Linked DNA regions of Homo sapiens: region 2 is linked to region 1. A link is a contact called in ENCODE Hi-C data. All regions are on one chromosome and are shown on one strand. Each heading gives the region's core, a stretch centred on a gene start or an enhancer-like site at or near the end of the contact. The rest is flanking DNA. Distances are from core to core; before and after follow the strand shown. Region 1 has its middle 140 kb from the start of LINC02024. Region 2 holds the start of LOC101926953 (a long non-coding RNA gene).

Region 1 (5,699 bases), core at 1,732-4,231:
TTCGCAAGCACTACACCGGGTAGGGATTAGAAGACCAGAGCATTAATCATGGCTGCACCAGTAATCAGCTGTGTGACCCTGGATATAGCTTCTCATGTCTCTGAGACTTGGTTTACTTATTAAAAAGATTGGGCTGAAGGAGTTTTAATGTCCCTGCTAGCTCTGAAATGTTGAGAGTTTGAGAACATGGATACACTCTTCCTGTGAAATCTTTTGAAGTCTCATGAGCTGATGCTGACTGAAAAGAGGCTGCTGATAGCAAGTGTTTGTCATTCACAGTGGCCGCCTGATATCTGCCCATCCATGTGTACGTTTGGAGATTTCCATTCCCCTTCTAACCACATTTGATGTCTCAGTGAAGAGATTACTTCCACTACTGGAGAGGAAACTGACTTTCTCAGCTTCCCCTTCAGCTGTGGCATAAGCTACATTTTGAGACCTACATTTTGGGAAGAAAATACCCCAGGGCCACTGGCTATGCTTAAGACACTTTGAGAAGCAAGTGGTACAAGTTCTCTCTCTGGAAGCAGACTTTTTTTTTTTCCTGCTCAGAACCAATTCTAAGGTGGTTTGGGGCATTTTCTTTTCCCGTAACCTTGAGCCTTGTTCTCCAGTTCTGTCATTAATTCTGTGAACTACTGAATTTATTTTTAATACATCACCATATCTTATCCTTCAAGGCCTACTTTAAGTTTCATCACCTACTTTTTTCAGACCACTTGAATATACATATCCTCAGAAGTTCAAAAGTACTCATTTTTTTGGTCAATTAGATTGGTAATTCTTAATTGTATCCTGTTTTTTTGTATTGTTATTTAACTAAGCAATTAGACTTTTAGCTCTGCAGGACGAGTTGTTTCCCATGGAATCTAGTAGAATGTTTTTATTCATTTATGCCTGAACTCTTTAAAAAAGGACCTATATCACTTATTGATCAGAACAATGAAAACACGTCTTCAATCAGAAAAAGAGGCAATCCTTGTGAAACTCCCAAGTACACTTTTTGAATTGATGGATCCATTTGTTACACTCTTCAAAAAGTTTCAACGCTGCCCTCAGCTCTTGCTATCTCATTTCGGTCTTTTGACCCTTAAGTCTTAGTTATTCCTTATGACATGGTAAAGATTGGACAGTAAAACTAATTGTGACAGTACTCAACAGAGAAAAGCCTGTAATGAATAGCATCAGGGAGACCTTGTGAAGAATTGCACTTTAAACATAAAAGGTTGCAGATGAATTGAAGAAAGGAAAAAAATATGAAAAAAAGGAAAAATTACTCCAGGGAACCTATTAAAGAAAATACACTTATATAACTTGACTTATTGAAAAGAGTAGCTGGATATGATTTTTCAAATAGGTATAAACACTTAAATGCAAATAAAATTAAACCGAATAAAATAGAAAAATTATTTTACTCAGCACAAGGGGGCAGAGTTAGCTCTTATGGAGAAATAAAGTGTCCTCAATAAACAGCCAATGGATTAAAATGGAATCTCTTCGCAAACTGGAAGACTAGAGTAGTGAAAAAACAGCACTGTGAAATTCCACACCACCTTTGCCTTGTACATTCCCTTGCCCTCCATTATCAGAATTCTCAGACCACCCCCACAAAGAAATTATTTCTGATCCTGATTTACAGCAGGGGAGTCTGAGGTACCTAGAGATTATTATCTGACTAAATTTGTATAAAAGTAGATCCATGATTTTCTGACCGTAAAGTTCACCATTCGTACAAAAGAATAATCTGCCTTTCTCAGATGGGTGTCTAGAGACAACGGATTGTGTAGCTATGATCCTTGCCCTATAAGAGTTAGCCACTTAATGCAGAGGGCAGAACAAACATACAAAAAAGCCTCTATTATCCATGCACTAGGAAGAAAGTAGCTTAACTGGCACACATGGAAGAAGCTATATGTCTACCCTTACATCTATATCTCTGTGCATGTTTATTAATTTAATACACCTATGCAAACATACCTGACTAATAGGATTAGTCTGGAATGTTTCCCAAAAAATGAACTTTGAATATAATTTTAGAAGACAGTGAGAGACACAGTGAGATCAGAGCCAATTCATCCTCCCAAAGTAGGAGAGCAGTATTGTTCAGCCAGGCATTTTACCCCATAGCATCTTATCTCACTGTTTTGCCATCACTGCCATAAGGGCTCCAAGGAGGTAAGGAAGCTTACCCAGTGCTCCTGATTTCAGATTATGCCCTTAAATCCACTGAGGTTCATTATCCCTAACGCTTGTTCCTAACTCCTTCACATCTTTTCATATTTTTGTTTCTACTTGAATTTAAAAATTTATTAATATAAGAAGACTAGATTCTCCTGTGCACCAACCTACAGAGCTTTAGTGCTTGCATTCTAAGGAGTCCTGCAGCAACACTCCCATCTATTGAAGCATGTCCACTGATATACAATGTACTTTGTTTTAAAATGTGGTTTCCTTCAACATTTTTCAAGCCCTGAAGACAACCTACGAGCATCCACTGAGACTTAGCAGCTGACTCGTTTCACTCACTTTTGATGTGGGGTCGAGTTTAACTTGAGCTACAGACAGTCATACTGGAATGCAACAGCATTTTATTGCAAAATGGATTGTTTTGAATGGTTTATAAGGCTTTATACCAGGTAAAGCAGAAAAGCAGAAAATGAGATGGATCATATCATCCATGAGAGGCAGTGAGTTATCATACTTCCATGGTGAGATGCCTCTGTCCTCTCAATCTCACCCTAAATCCTCTTCCCTTTCCACTCCTTTCCATACACATATACCAGAAGAACAATTTTTCCTTCCACAAAGAAGGAGGGCCTTAAGACCTTTAGGGAAAGGGTCAGCATACCAGATCAAGTAGCAATCCTGCCAAACCTGTGAATCATTGGGCCTTTGTGACTAAGGAGCATTGCAAGCCATGGGCCATACCAAGCGTGAACCAGAATTGCTACATAGGCTATGGAGGAACATTGAAAATAAAGGAGGGGGAAGAAATGAGACTCCCATTTTCTAGCATCAGCATTTTCCCAAACAAAACCCAAGATATGAATAAAGTGACTCATGCATTTTAAATCAATGTAGGATTTTGATGAAAGGCATGTGAGTGTAGAGACATTCTAGCCTGTGCAGTTCAGAATGAGTAAAGTTACGTGCACATGTTGTCAGCCAGGGGCAGGGAGCCAGAATGAAAAACAGAGTGAGGGGGAAAGATGTGAGATAGTTAATCTTTACTAAATTATCTCAGAATCATCTTAGATTTCATAGATGTAGGATGACTCACTTTCTGCTACAGTGCCAAGGGGCAGCTGTGAGAGACAAATTATAAATGATGAGATTGCTCATAAAGGTAAGGAAAAATGATACTCTGATACTGGCAGAGATGTAAGGGAAACAGTATAAACTCAAATTGAGAGATATGAAAAGCAGCCCTAGGTATCCTAGAGTATACCAATACTAAAGCAATGAATTAAAGCAAAACAAAAGAAAAAAAAGAAAGGGATCACTCTCTTTACAGAAACTGAAAACAGAAGCAAGATATACCCACTAATGTTCTATATTTTAAAACAATGAATTCTCATACCTTTGGTGGTAGAAACTTTGTCTTTTTTGTCAGTTTTTTAAAATCCTTAGCCCTTAAACTAATCCCATGAGTTAGTTTGGGCTATCTCAGAAACAGATGCCAAGACAGAATTATAAGTACAAGAGATTTATGGTAAGAACTGCCAGTGTTGGATAAATGGGGGGAAAGGAGGTATAGGCAGGGAAAGGCTTCAGACTGCAATGCTGAAAGGAGAGAAGGGAGAAAGGATTTTGTAGGGAGAGTCATAGACTGCGGCACAGTTCTTAGAAAGATCTCAGCCAGACTGATGGAAAAGCAAAAGTGACCTGTTACAGAAATCCAATAGGAATGGGTCAGAATCGGTAGCACTGCTGGGACCAGGCATTGACTGAGAAAAGCTTGGCAGGAGGGTGGCCTTGACAAGACTGTGCAGTTGACCCAAAGGGGCAGCAACCAGGGCTCTCTGTCACTTCTTCTCTCCAAACGGTCAGGTTCTCCAGAAACGGCATCTGAATGACACACATCCGTGGCCTCTGTACAAGTGCTCATTACATTTTGGTTGAATCCATTAAGTCATTTACAGCCAATGTCCAAATCTAGTCTTCCTGCACACCTGCACACACTGTCTCTATATTCTCTACTGTCATCATATGTCACCCATGCCTTTTAATGGCTGCTATCAGCTATGGGATTTCACTTCTAAACAGAGATTAGTGGTATAAGTGTTATGATGTAATCCATGCCTGGAACCTGCCCTTGTGGTGACCCTGTAGAGTAGGAGACAGTCCCATGTTCTACCTCTTCTGAGACCTTGGTTCATCAGTTCTTGCCTTATTTTTACATACATTTTTAAAGACATTGGTCCCTTACTTTCTGATTATAATTATACTCAAATTCTCTTTACATTGTTTCAAAAATATCCCCACACCAATCACAGTTCATACTGTTATTCTGTTGTATTCCTTAAACGTGGAGTTACTCTGGGATCAGTTTTTACGCCTGTTCTATTCTCTGTCTGGTTTCTAAAGTCTTTCTAGACTATTTCTTACTATTCTCTCCCAAGCCAAAATGCATTAGCTGCTCTAACCTTTCTCTGCAGGCCTATGGAAAGACTATGGCTGTCTGTCAAATAAGTAAATAAGTCTTCCTGTCTATTTCCTTTTTTGTAATCTTTGGTTTTCTTATTTCTTCTACCCAAGTGAGCTGTCCAGTTCTTTGAGAGTTGATACCAAGAGTCTAAACTATTTCCTAAATACACAATGATGCCTGGCACATGGTAGTTCTCAATTAAGGTTTGTTGAGTGAATACTAAATACAAATCAACTGAAGGAGAATATGGTTTGGTGATAGTGAGGAATGAAGAAATCGATTGAAACAGAACAATAATTTCCCTTAGAGTGGATTTCGTAGATAACATAATTTGTCTATATGGTAAGGTTGAGTAATACTGGCAGCAAATTATCATGCATTGCTTTTGCCAGTAGGAAGTAGACAGGATAGAAACGTGCTCCTATCTGGACAGAATACCACTGTGACTGGGCACCCTCTCCTTTTCTCATTTATTACAGGGGATGGTGTGTAGTTGATGAAAATATCAAAGAAAAATAAGAGAGCTTGGCTTAAAGGAAAAGTTATTAAGACTCAAGGTTACTCATTAAGATCTGAAGTAAAATATGTGACAGGGACACAAATATCATCTGAGCATGAAAATCTATATTCATTCAGTGAAAGGGGTCATATAGTATTGTTAATTCATTGTCAGTGTTTGTTTATACAAAGTACATTGAATTTGCAAATCAAAGTAAATTTAGAGGTGATTTAGAACAAACAGGAATATTTTTTTGAACTCAGAGAAGTGATACCCCAGAGGACAAATTGCCCCTCAGCTTTGACTGCATTTCATTATGATGTAAAATATTCTTAATCAAAAGAGATGGTTCTCTACATATAAAATCGGGGTTTTAAATTTTTTCTTAAGATTTTGAAGCGTTACCAGGCCTAACCCTAGTACCAGGAACGAAGACTTGTTTGTGGTAGAAACTACCCTTCTAATGAAATGAAGGCACAGAGCTTGTGCAGCTGAAAGTAGATTGAATCAAGGAATGTGGCCTCTGGGTGTGTAAGAGAAAGCCACAAGCCG
Region 2 (5,966 bases), core at 1,186-3,685, 170 kb before region 1:
TTAATGAGTAAGGCATAAGTTCTCTGGTAATAATTGTCTACTTTCAGAAGTTGCATGTACGATGAAATGGTCTGCCTCGGGCTATCTATGTTGATTGTTTTCGGGAAAATATAGGATAAGCTAGGAACATATATGGTACCCATTACATTCTCTTTTCCAAACCAGATTTATTTGTTTCAAGTTTGTTGGCTTAGGTCAAGATGAGAGCAAGGGTAGAATAAAACAGATAGTAAGGTAGATGGGTGTATGTGTTTTCATAACTTTAAGACTAAAAAACAAAAACCTCCAACCAATAATGTAATGTGAGAGTGCTTTTAAAACTGCGTAGTGGTTATTTTTATGGGTTTTATCATTTCCCCTCATACTAGAGACTGAAAGGAAGTCCATAGAAACCATGTATAATCACAGGAGGAAATACACTGACCAAATCTGAAGAAGTTTGATGTGTAATACTGTCAAGGATTAGAGGAAGAGAAGGAAATTCTCCAATGGTTCTGTGTTCTTATGAAGCAGAATAATGATAAAGTGACTATACGTGGAAATTTCTTCCATAAAAATAATACATTAACCTAAACATTTTAATTGATTTTTGCAGAACTCTTTACACACAAACACGTATACACAAAATTCATTTTTCTCTAGTATTTATGTGGTTAGTACCTAAGACATTTTGGAGAAATTGTATGTTTTCTTTAATCTTCACTGATAAAATGTATAGAATGTACTCCAGTTGGTCCATATCCTTCATGATGGGACTTAGAATTGAACTTAGCATTTCAAGCATTGTCTTACCAGGGCAACTCACATTTATGCAGAAAGAAAGTAATTATTCCAGGAACATATGGTAGGTATTGTGGCTGTTCCCCAGAAGAGGATGTTCTTTCAATCATACCTCAAGTTAGGCTCTAGGAGGTAGTAGTCTGGGTTGATACACACGTGTACTGCAATTAGAGAGCCTCCATCCATAACCTCTTCCTCCAACTTACCAACTAGATGACCACGACCTCATTGTTGTGGGGATTAAGACATTAATTCATGGAAATAGCTCTGATTCCCTCTGAAAAAAAATAGTTAAGTGTCCAAGATACTAGTTTTTATAATTAAACCTCACACAGGATTGTAAAGGAAATTTTCACATACTTTTCAGTGTCTTATCATTACTGCTGTCACTAATGCTGCCATCATTCTATACAAAAATTATTTCCTCTGGGGCCTTTCTGCTTTTGACAGTGGTGATGGCTCTATAGATTAATTATGGAGCTTTGCTTCCACACGGCACCACATGTTTAACATTCATATTTCTTCCTGAAGGAAAAGAAATATTTTTGACTAAAGTTTTTAAACTATAGTATTTAACTGCTGGTTTGCGCGATTCATCAAGTGTTTTCATAATCTGGTTACTCTCTTGGACTTGTAGAATTTCAAATTAGGAAGGCTAGAATTGTAAATTACTTTTGCATATACAGGCTGGGCCATATGTGTAAAGGAAAGTAGAAAAAAATTAAAGAAATGTCTTAGATTGCTGAAGGGAAATAAAGCATCCACAATTCAGAATTGCTTCAAATTATGTGGCTATTTGAGTTTTAAGTTTTATTCTGAATGATTTATTTTCTCAAATGCATATTAGACCACCAAGAGTCTTAGACTTGTGAGGATCTCAGGTCATCTGAACCTAAACTTCAGTGCTATGCAGTTTTATGTGTCATCCTTCTCTAGTAATGAGCTAGCCTATGTCTGAACACTTCCCTCAAATCCAAGATAGTCTTCATTCTGTCTTTGGATGAATTTATTAGAAAACACTTTCCTCTTTAGACCTCTATTCTCGCTTCTGGTATTTGCCAGCCTTGATCTTTTCTCTCCTCTGTGAGACTCTCAGTTGTAGCTTTGGAATTCTATTCTTGGCTGGGCACGATTGCTCACGCCTGGAATCCCAGCACTTTGGGAGACTAAGGTGGGTGGATCACATGAGGTCAGGAATCCGAGACCAGCCTGACCAACATGGTAAAACCCTATATCTACTAAAAATACAAAATTAGCCAGGCGTGGTGGTGCATGCCTGTAATCCCAGCTACTTGGGAGGCTGAGGCAGGAGAATCAATTGAAGTTGGGAGATGGAGACTGCAGTGAGCCGAGATCATGAAATTGCACTCCAGCCTGGGCAACAAGAGCAAGACTTTGTCTCAAAAACAAAATAAATAAATAAATAAAATAAAATAGAATGCTATTCTTAAACACTAAATATATTTCTCTCTGCCTTTCACATTCATCAAATGATTGAACTAATGTTATTAATTCTCAATATATCGCCTACGTAACTACTAGGAGTTTACTTGAGAACTTGACTAGATAACCCAACATACCTACTTCTGCAAAAAGACACAATCTTAGCAGTTCATGGAGGGGAGAGGGCAGACATGCTGTTTCACTTCCCCTAGCAACGTTCTGATTCAATTTTGATTGAGCAAAGTTATGCCAGGACAAATAGCTGCAGATGTTCCTTTTTTCAGAAAAGTATCACAGGACTGTACTTCTTTTAAAATAGTTTTTTTTTTTTTCTTAAAGTGATTACCTGTTGTTCTCTCAGGAATGGTCTTTCCTAAAGAAGCTCTGGCTTGCACATTGATTTCAAATTACAAAAATAAAAACTGAGAAGAAGAGAGAGAGAAAAGTGAAGAAAAGAGTAGAAGGAAAGAAGAGAGGGAGACAGGAGGAAATGGGAAAAGAAAAAAGAAGAATTAATTGAGATTTATCTTGGATGTAGAACTAACCTAAATTCATAACTCAGAGAGTAAAAAGATTTAAGCAAAAATAGTTTTGATTCATAATAGGAAGCTGAGCACTTTATACGTGGCCAATGTTGTTCTAAGGGCTTTAAATATATTAATCTTCCTAGTCTTTCCTAAACCCATTGAAGTAAGTTTGATCATCCCCATCTCTGCAATTGAGGCAACTGAGATGCAGAGAGGTCAAGTAATTTGCTTAAAATAACTCAGCTAAGAAATGATGGGGCTGGGAATTGAGCCCAGGAAATACTCTTTCAGAGTTTACACTTTTAATAACACCTCCACCAACAACAATAGCGAACATTTACTGGTCATTACTAACTATCAGCTGCTCTTCTAAATATTTAATCTCACAAAAAACTCTGGAGCAAGTCAATATTATTATTCCCTATACGTAAAGAAACAGAGGCATCAATATGTTAAATCACTTACCCACATTCACACATCTAGTTAGTGGTGGTACTGGGATTCATATCCAGCCCTGCCACTATGCTAGAGAGATAAATTGTCACCAGGACCTTCAAGATAATGGTGGTCTTGTGGATAAAAAGGGTAAGCACCTAAGCACTCAGCATATACTGCACTCCAAAATGGTGTGTGAATATTTAGCCACATATCCGTGAGTAAAAATTATCATAATGCAATCTGATTACAGAAGCACAGACAGGACACTGAGTAGTTTATCTGATGAGGGACGATAATTTTTGTCTCAGAAAGTCTAGATTGAAGATATATAGAGCAGACAATTGAAAAAGTGAAGGAAGGAAGCAAAGGTTTAAAGAGCTTTCATTTTCTAGTCAAGTTGTCTTAAGAAGGAGATAGTTCTGGAATTTGGGGAAAGCAGAATGGCTAATTGAGGTTGAACATGAATCTCTATAGAGCCAGGAACCCTGATAAGTCCTGTACTAAGACATTTTTAGGGTGCTCACCTGATTCTCCTTGCACCTTTCTCTACTCTTTTATGTTTAGGCTTTATTCTTATCCCAGTTAGATTTTGAGAAATTGAGTCAGAGAATCAACAATAATGCAGACATTTTAAATAACAGGTCTTTCTTTCTACCCATCTCCCTCATCCTCAGTCTCAGTTTTCCTGACTGACATTAATCCATGGTTACTAAAAAGCTTGCAGTCTCCCAACTCCCCCACAAGAGAGGGGGCTTTACTATATATAAGTCTTTACTTGGTCAGTTTTGCATTGGACCTGAATCCATAATGTAACTTCTGCATCAGTGCCCCCGCTGCTGTCTTTTATGCCTCTCCTTCCCTGTATGCTTGAGTGCAAAAAGTAATTTCTACTTCCTCCTTCCCTTGTGAAGCTCACATCAAACCTCTCCCTCTTTGAATCTACTCTTGCTTTAATTAGCTATACCAGAATTTTCCACACCTCTCTGGGGATGGATATCACATTAAATAAAATTGATGTTCTCCCCATGAGTTGCCAGTTTCTTATTTTTCCAAATAAATTTAATAAAATATCCCATTTACTATCACTAAATTTCTTGAATGAAAGGGCAGTTTTATTTTCAAAATATAGGAACAACACCATCTCAACATAAAGGAAGTTCCCTTACATCAGAAAGCAATTGCCATCACAAAAATATTTCAAGGTTGTTTTCCTTTATCATCACACGGCAGCATTTGGGAAACGTTTAGCTAATTACCTGTAGGTATGCTCAAATAGGCATAGCTTTCTGTGATCAATTATAAACTACCTCTTAGCAAAAGTCATTTCTTAAGGATTTGTGCTGGTACATGACTTACCCATATCATTGTTTCCACAGCTCAAAGCAATGAAGTCATAGTCTCACAGATCATTCGTGTTTGGGAACCATTGAAATCATTAAGTCTTGGTCATTTTTTCACTTGAATTTAGGGCCATATAATATCTTTTGTGGATTAACCAGAGCTAGTTATTTCTGAGTCTCATTTTTATTTATCCTTACTCTATGTCAGGCCCTATGTTAGACCTGGGGTTTACAAAGAGGACTAAAGTGGCATCTTTGTTCTTGGGTATTCGCTAACTCAACTTCACACCTAACTGCCTGCCTGCCCTCTGGACATCATTACTCCACTACATCTCATTGACTCTCACAGCCGAGCTGAGACTTACTAGTGAGGTGAGTCCCAGGGAACCCTTGAATCAAAGGAAAGAATAATGAAAAATTACTGAGCACCTACTATACTTAGGCATTTCACATAGCATATCAGTGTATGTTTTTTGTATTATCAAAAAAACCTTTTGAGTAGGTACAGTCTTCAATAATTTACCGATGAGACAGCTATCTAAGAGAGGTTCAGAAACTTGTCACAGGTTTATTAAGGGTAGCCTAAGGACTGTTCTCAAGTTTTGTTTGTCTGATTTCAAAGACCCTGAGTTTTTTTTACACATCTAGCTGCCTTTAAGAGAGGAGAACACAAAGACCCAATTTGTATACCTAGTGGAAGCTGAGCCACGCTTGATTTCTATTATATCCAACCTTTATGTTTACATGATTACCTTCTGCTCTTACCTTTGGTATTGTTCGCTTGCTGCTATTTACCTAAAACATCTGCAAAGCTATTTTAAATCAGGATATAGGTTTCAGTTCATATTTTACATCTTCAGTGAAGCACTCCCTGACCACTCCCCTATATAGTTACCTTCTCATCACTATTCCCTCTTCATGTTATATTTTTTACCACTTACTGCAATCTGTAAGTATCTTATACAATTGCTTATATTCCTAACATAAAGAGTAGTATCTAGCACAAAACATGCCCTTGATAAAATTATTGAGGTACATGTATTTTTCAGATAAAATTAGCATTGTTATTTTTTATTAGAATACCGCATCTTTGAAAATTCTAAGTATTCTTTTTCTCACAATAGATACGTTTCTGAAGAGTTCTATAGTTTTCATGCTTTTAAAAAATAAACCAAAATATGAATTTGAAATTATGTAACACATGTAGCAATTTTAAGAGACCTATAAACCTTAAGCAAAAAAAACCCCTATGTAAATAGCCTTCTTTCAATAATTTACATTTATATGTTTATCTTATAGGAATGTATCTTCCACATCTCAAAAATGACACATATTTATGATGTCTCAGTTAATGAGGAGAATTAGGTATTCAGTTTCTAGTAAGTAATGAACATCTGGATGCAGTTCTCCTCTGCTGTCAGCAGGGGTCTCAAAAAGC

Evidence for each region. Hi-C counts contacts between places; a loop is a spot of excess contacts on that map. Pooled maps may share reads with other maps.
Region 2: a map with no recorded cell type shows a loop between it and region 1 (2.2-fold over the local background). The contact joins two enhancer-like sites. A Hi-C loop is called at or near these places in 3 of 168 maps with a recorded cell type or tissue (Calu3, IMR-90 and endothelial cell of umbilical vein), 7 of 37 single-sample maps with no recorded cell type and 4 of 50 pooled maps.

What each region holds. Positions count from the first base shown.
Region 1 is chr3:117,545,638-117,551,336 of GRCh38, reverse strand. No RefSeq gene overlaps it. Among named protein-coding and RNA genes, the nearest start is that of LINC02024, 140 kb to the left of the region's middle. Within about 2 kb of position 2,981, at least 3 of the 41 ENCODE cell types and tissues checked have a DNase peak (open chromatin) inside an H3K27ac peak, as active enhancers do.
Region 2 is chr3:117,719,505-117,725,470 of GRCh38, reverse strand. LOC101926953 (a long non-coding RNA gene) reads right to left here and starts at 5,538. Exons shown (of 5, transcript NR_188507.1): 1 at 5,294-5,538. RefSeq lists a silencer at 2,310-2,479. Within about 2 kb of position 2,435, at least 2 of the 41 ENCODE cell types and tissues checked have a DNase peak (open chromatin) inside an H3K27ac peak, as active enhancers do.